2 separate regions of the Homo sapiens genome follow, and region 1 is linked to region 2. Evidence: chromatin contacts called from ENCODE Hi-C or POLR2A ChIA-PET data. All regions are on one chromosome and are shown on one strand. The core of a region is the stretch at or near the end of the contact, and the rest is flanking DNA. Distances in the headings are between cores, read along the strand shown. Region 1 has its middle 27 kb from the start of LINC02038. Region 2 has its middle 62 kb from the start of LINC02038.

What was found. A loop is a pair of places that touch in the nucleus more often than their neighbours do. ChIA-PET counts read pairs that join two places held with the same protein, here RNA polymerase II (POLR2A). Pooled maps may share reads with other maps.
Region 1: a loop to region 2 is called in a map of PC-9, with 5 times the contacts of the local background. The contact joins two enhancer-like sites. A Hi-C loop is called at or near these places in 4 of 168 maps with a recorded cell type or tissue (Caco-2, Calu3, PC-9 and 1 more) and 1 of 50 pooled maps. POLR2A ChIA-PET finds 5 or more read pairs at or near these places in 7 of 52 experiments (Caco-2, K562, MCF 10A and 4 more).

What each region holds. Positions count from the first base shown.
Region 1 is chr3:193,815,399-193,818,548 of GRCh38, forward strand. No RefSeq gene overlaps it. Among named protein-coding and RNA genes, the nearest start is that of LINC02038, 27 kb to the right of the region's middle. RefSeq lists an enhancer at 1-605. Within about 2 kb of position 1,418, at least 16 of the 41 ENCODE cell types and tissues checked have a DNase peak (open chromatin) inside an H3K27ac peak, as active enhancers do; they include PC-9, where a contact is called at or near this core.
Region 2 is chr3:193,780,969-193,783,776 of GRCh38, forward strand. No RefSeq gene overlaps it. Among named protein-coding and RNA genes, the nearest start is that of LINC02038, 62 kb to the right of the region's middle. RefSeq lists a silencer at 252-546. Within about 2 kb of position 1,468, at least 11 of the 41 ENCODE cell types and tissues checked have a DNase peak (open chromatin) inside an H3K27ac peak, as active enhancers do; they include PC-9, where a contact is called at or near this core.

The DNA.
Region 1 (3,150 bases), core at 168-2,667, 34 kb after region 2:
CAGGTCCTCTTCCAAATCCCTTGAATGCAAATATCCTGTGTTGCCCCTGGACCTAGGGGTGCACACACTGGCTGTGTATCCCTCGGTGGCCCCCGGGCTTAGGGGTGGGTGCACATGCTGGTTATATATCCCTTGGTGGTCCCTAGGCTTTGAGGTGCACGCACTGGCAGCATATCCTGGGCCTAGGGGTACACACGCTGGCTGTACAATCCATACTTGGGAGAACAAATCTGAGGAAAGACCCATGTAGGCCCCAGACCTGGCTAGTGGTGTTTTGACAGGGAATTCCAGATGCTCAGGGTAAGGACTAGACTGAGGAATGCAGGCTCCTGGTAGCCGTATGCCCTTGACTTGTTGGGCTCCTTGCCCATGGGCATGGGCATGGTCCTAGAAAGTGCTGGACTCCTCTAGCACAGGCCTAGGCGTGAGATTGCTGTACTGGTAGCAGCCGTAAGTGTTAAGTTCCACAGCTGGGTAGGTGGGGAGAATGAGGTGGCAAGCGTGGGCCTTCATCTAGCAATCCCTTGTCTGCCCAAGGCCAGGTGATGACATTCAGTGGCTCATGTCTGCTGCTCTGTCCAGCTCTTTGATGTCAGGTGCCATGTCATTTTTGTACTCTTGGTAGCAACTATTAAAGCACTATCCTTCAAGGCATAAGTGTTCAAGGGGCAGTTCTAAAATGTGTCGTGATACACATCATGAAAATAACACTGGACTTGGAATCAGGACGCGTGGGTTCTCTCTCTGCTCTGCCACAGCTCACTCAGCTTAGGCTTATCATGTTTCCTCCCCAGGCCTTATATTTTCCCGTCTAGAAAATAAGGGTGTTGGTGGCCGGGCTGTGTGGCTCACGCCTGTAATCTTTGGGAGACCGAGGCGGGTGGATCACCTGAGGTCTGGAGTTCGAGACCAGCCTGACCAAGATGGAGAAACTCCATCTCTACTAAAAATACAAAATTAGCTGGGCGTGGTGGTGCATGCCTGTAATCCCAGCTACTTGGGAGGCTGAGGCAGGAGAATCGCTTGAACCCAGGAGGCAGAGGTGTGGTGAGCCGAGATAGTGCCATTGCACTCCAGCCTGGGCAACAAGAGCAAACTCTGTCTCAGAAAAAAAAAAAAAAAAAAAAAAGAAAAAAGAAAAGAAAAGAAACGAAAAGAAAAGAAAAGGGTGTTGGGCCGACAGTTTCCAAAGTTCCATTCGGATCTGAAGGTCTGTGGTTTATGACTCCTGCAAGCTAGTTTTCCTTATCTGTCCATCTTTCTCAACCCTAGGTACTCAGTACAATGACCCAGGAAGTTTTACCAAAAAATACCAGAGCCCAGGCCCTACCCCCAGAGATTCTGCTTCAGTTCTTCTGAGGCGTGGCCCAAGCCAAAGCTCCCCAGTGACTCCGAAGTGCAGCCGCGGCTGAGAAGCACTGTTAGAGTTGGACGGCAGCTCTTGACTCCTCCCACTCCTCACCCACATCCAGGGACAATGGAGCCGGACAGATGCCTGGCTGCAAAAGCAGAACAGCTGTAGGCAAGGCTAGACTCTGGGATCCTGGGGCGGGGGTCTCCTGCTCACTCTCCAGGAAGATGGGAATAAAGAGACCCAATTTCCTGGCCTCAGGCTCCTCGCCTCCCTATCCATCTTCCCATCCTCCAGCTGAGAGCCTAGGGGGAGGAGGAGGGAGAGCAGGCAGCTGCCTAATCTGGGGAGATTTTCTCAGGGGTGGGGGAGGCTGACTTTTGGCTCCAGTCTTCCTCCGCCCTCACAGCTGGAGCAGCCAGAGTGAGCGCGCTGGGGCTGGGATCTCAGCTGCTGGCAGTTGTTCCCATGTTCTGTCCCTGACAGCTGCAAATCTGCTGACGTGTTGCATGTGTGTGTGTCCACATGCGAGCGTGGACTCCAGCAGAACAAATAAGAATAATAAGCAGAACAAATAAGAGGTAGAATGTGGAGCCCAGGAGGTTGCCTGTTCTTCCTAGACTTCAAGTTACCCCTGAAGCCTTCCCTGACCCCCAGCTTCCTCCAGGCTGTAGCTCCCACGAGCCCCTCGTGCTTCCCCTCATTGAGAGTCCATGCTAGCAGCGGATTCGATGATTCCAATAGCTACATTTACTGAGCGGGTCCTGGGTGCCAGGCATTCTCCTAAGCAGGGTAGATTAATGGTTCTATTTAACCCTCAGAATAACCTTATGAAGCAAGCATTATGATTATTTCTATTTTATAGATGAGGAAACCAAGAAAAGATATGTTAACATTTAATCCAAGATCACACAGCTGCGAAGATTCAAAGTCAGGCAGCCTGGTGCCAAAACGTGAGCTCTTTAACACGTTGCTATTCTGCCTGCTGTTGGTGATTGATCACAGGTGAAGGCCTGTTCCAATAAATGAGGTCTCTCAGCCCTGACATTCTAACAGTGGTGTTGCTTGTAGAGACACACATTTTATACTTTGAGTTTTTTTTGTTGTTGTTGTTTAGATCAGAGTTTATCTTGGACAATATTGGCTGAGTTCATAAGCCAAAGTCAGAAGCACCTGTCATCATCCTGTGGGGCTCTGCTTCTGGGTGGACTGTAGGAGAAGTCCTGAGAGGAGAATGGTCTGGGCAGCATTGCCAGAACTGGGCTACAAAACAAGATTGTAAAACCACTGAACAAGAGAACCCCCGATGGTGGTGCAGAATGTGTGGGGCCTGCACCCTCCAGCTTGCAAAGGCTTCTGTTCCCTGGACACCTGAGGCCTTCGCCCAACAGTAGTGTTGGGTTGGGTTGAAATATCCACATGCCGGCCGAGCGCAGTGGCTCATGCCTGTAATCCCAGCACTTTGGGAGGCCAAGGTGGGCGGATCACGAGATAAGGATATCGAGACCATCCTGGCTAACAAGGTGAAACCCCGTCTGTAGTAAAAATACAAAAAATGAGCCGGGCGTGGTGGCAGGCACCTGTAGTCCCAGCTACTCGGGAGGCTGAGGCAGGAGAACGGCGTGAACCTGGGAGGTGGAGCTTGCAGTGAGCCGAGATTGAGCCACTGCACTCCAGCCTGGGTGACAGAGTGAGACTCCATCTCAAAAAAAAAAAAAACAAAAAAAAAAACAAAACGGAAATATCAACATGCCATTGCTTTCAGTGATGGCACAGGTCCTGCCTTTCTAAGATGGTGA
Region 2 (2,808 bases), core at 218-2,717:
CTCTCAAACGACTGGGTGAATGCCTCGGGCCTGAACTTCTGGCCTCCCCACTCCCACCCTTGGAATGGGATAATTTGGGAGTCATCTGTGGGAGGGCTGCCAAGGCCTTAAATTTACTACTTGGAGCTGGGATAATTTTCCCCAGACGGGGCATGGAGGGGGAGAGAGGAGGAAGGAAGCGGGGTGGGGGCTGCAGACCTGGTCAGGGCCACGACAGCTCCAGCTCTGCCAGCCAAAGAAGGCCTCACTGAGAGGCCCCATCCAAAGGGGTGTCTGAAACAAGGGCAGGTCACACCCTGGAGGGGGAAATGCTTTCACTGCTATGAAAACCCAGGAGAACAGAAGGATTTACAGACAAAAAATAAAGCCAACAAGAGCTTCCAAATCATGTCTATCCCTCCCACTTCCAATCTCTGACTCATCTTCTAAGCCCAGTTTCAACCTCACCTACTGTGTGAAGCTGTCCCTGACCCACACACCTCCTGTCAGCATTAACCATTCATTTCCTTTTAACTTTTTATTCTGGAATTTTCCAAGCATATACAAAAATAGAGAATATGATATAACAAACTCTCTTATACCCACGCCCAGCTTTAATAATGACAATTATCAATGTTTTGCCAAATTGTTCATCTATTCTCCAACCTTTTTTCTGGAATGTTTTAAATCAAACCCCAGACATCATATCATCTCACCCCAAAACACTTAAGATGTTTTTCCCTAGCGTTACTTATTTATTTATTTATTTTGAGATAGAGTCTTGCTCTGCCGCCCAGGCTGGAGTACAGTGGTGTGAACTTGGCTCACAGCAACCTCCACCTCCCAGATTCAAGTGATTCTCCTGTCTCAGCCTCCTGAGTAGCTGGGATTACAGGCTCCCGCCACCCTGCCTAGTTAATTTTTGTATTTTTAGTAGAGACAGGGTTTCTCCATGTTTGCCAGGCTGGTCTCGAACTCCTGACCTCAGGTGATCCGCCTGCTTTGGACTTTCAAAGTGCTGGGATTACAGGCATGAGCCACCGGGCCTGGCTTTCCCTAGAGTATTTTAAAACAACCTAGACATCTGCATGCATCTCTGACTGAGAAGGACTGCTTTCCCTTTAACATAACCACTTGCCATTATTATATCTAACATTTACAATCATTCTTTATGGCACTTAGCTCCCTGTGGCATTTGTCATGGTTCGTTTGGTGTGAGAGTTACACCGAACATAAGTGTGTATCCCCTCTATTTGACTGTAGTTGCGTTTGGAGCATGGATCAGACCTCACTTATTCTGGAGTTCTCAAGGACTCCCAACAGCACCTGCTCAGAAGCCCTGGAAAGTCAGAGCACAATTAAGGACATTCGCTCTAAGAAGACACTCTCACGGTTATCGCTGGAACCCAGGGTCCCTCCAATTGGAAATGTGAAGTCAAAGGAGGAAATTGCTCTTAGGCTGAGTCACAAGACTCGTGTCCTTTTCTCCTGAGGTAGATAAGAGACACACACACAGGCAGATACACACCTCATGCCTCCAGGAGCCGCAGAGGCAGAGAATGCAAAAAATGTGGTGGTGCCAGCCGCAGCGAGGTCTGGAAATGCCTTCTTAATTGAGCCTTTCTGGGAGCTGCACAGGCTGGCTGGAGGAGGGACAGGAATGGAGAGGCGAGTGAGGTGGAAGGGGCCACGAAGGGCCATGTCTGAGATGGGGCCCAGGGGTCTTTGATCCTACTTCGTTTGTCATGAGTTTAGAGACCCAGAAAAAAGAGCCTTGAGTTTCTTCCAATAAAGCACTGTTACCTGAAAAATGCCCATCAGAACAGAATTGCTCCACCTTTGAATGGTTCTGTCTATAGGAAAGTCTTTTCTAATAGGAGCCCAAGTCTCTTTTCCTGCAGCTTTCACACACTGGGGCCACTCTGAACAAATTTAGTGGTTTGACAGGAATGATTAGGGGTGGGGATGGGACTCAGAAACCTCTGCAGGGTGCCTAGTAAGTGCTAGACATCTTGCATGCATTAAGTCGTAAACCAGAAAACTCCAGAGAGACCTTTGCTGTGGATATTACTGTCCCATGTTGCGGATGAGGAAAGGGGCTCTGGGAAGTCTGCAGGTTGCCCAGGACACAGGTCCACCCAGCTCTCATCTAGCCTGTCTTCTGGTTTCCCTTCAGATGGCTGGAAACACGGCTCCTGGCTCCTCGAGCCCTCTGGTCTCCCGGCTTCAGACCTCCCTTACAGCACATACTTTCCCAGCCCATCATGACCAGCTTCTGGGGTTCCCTCTGTTTGGTCTGCAACCCTCTTCAGTGAGATCCCAGACAGGGACATAAGCATTCTTGTTGCTTTGCTGGGAAAGCACGATATGCCAGCCAGCAACCGATGTACATCATCATTTGCTTGAAGAAATAACATGAGCTTGTGACTCCTGGCCACACTCTGGGTAGCAGGAGGAGCACAGTCTGAGGTCAAAGGATGTCACAACTCTCAGCCAGGCTGGCTGAGACAGGTTCTAAAACAACCCTTTCCAACCTACTGCTCTCCTACTCCCAGGACCTGGAGCCACTGACCCTGCCATGGAACAGGTTGCATGATGTTTTACATCAAATTGTATTGATTCTTTGGTGAATAGGTAATACGTTCTCATGGTTTAAAGTTTAAAATGGTACCAACGATATAAAGTAGAAATCCTCCCTCCTACTCCTTCCTCCCATCACCCATCTTCCACTTCTAGGAACAATGTTTCCAGCTTCTGGTGCATTCCTTCAGATGTAGTCATCATGGATACAATGCAAATAAGTAGGTATATGTGTATCCCTATTCCTTT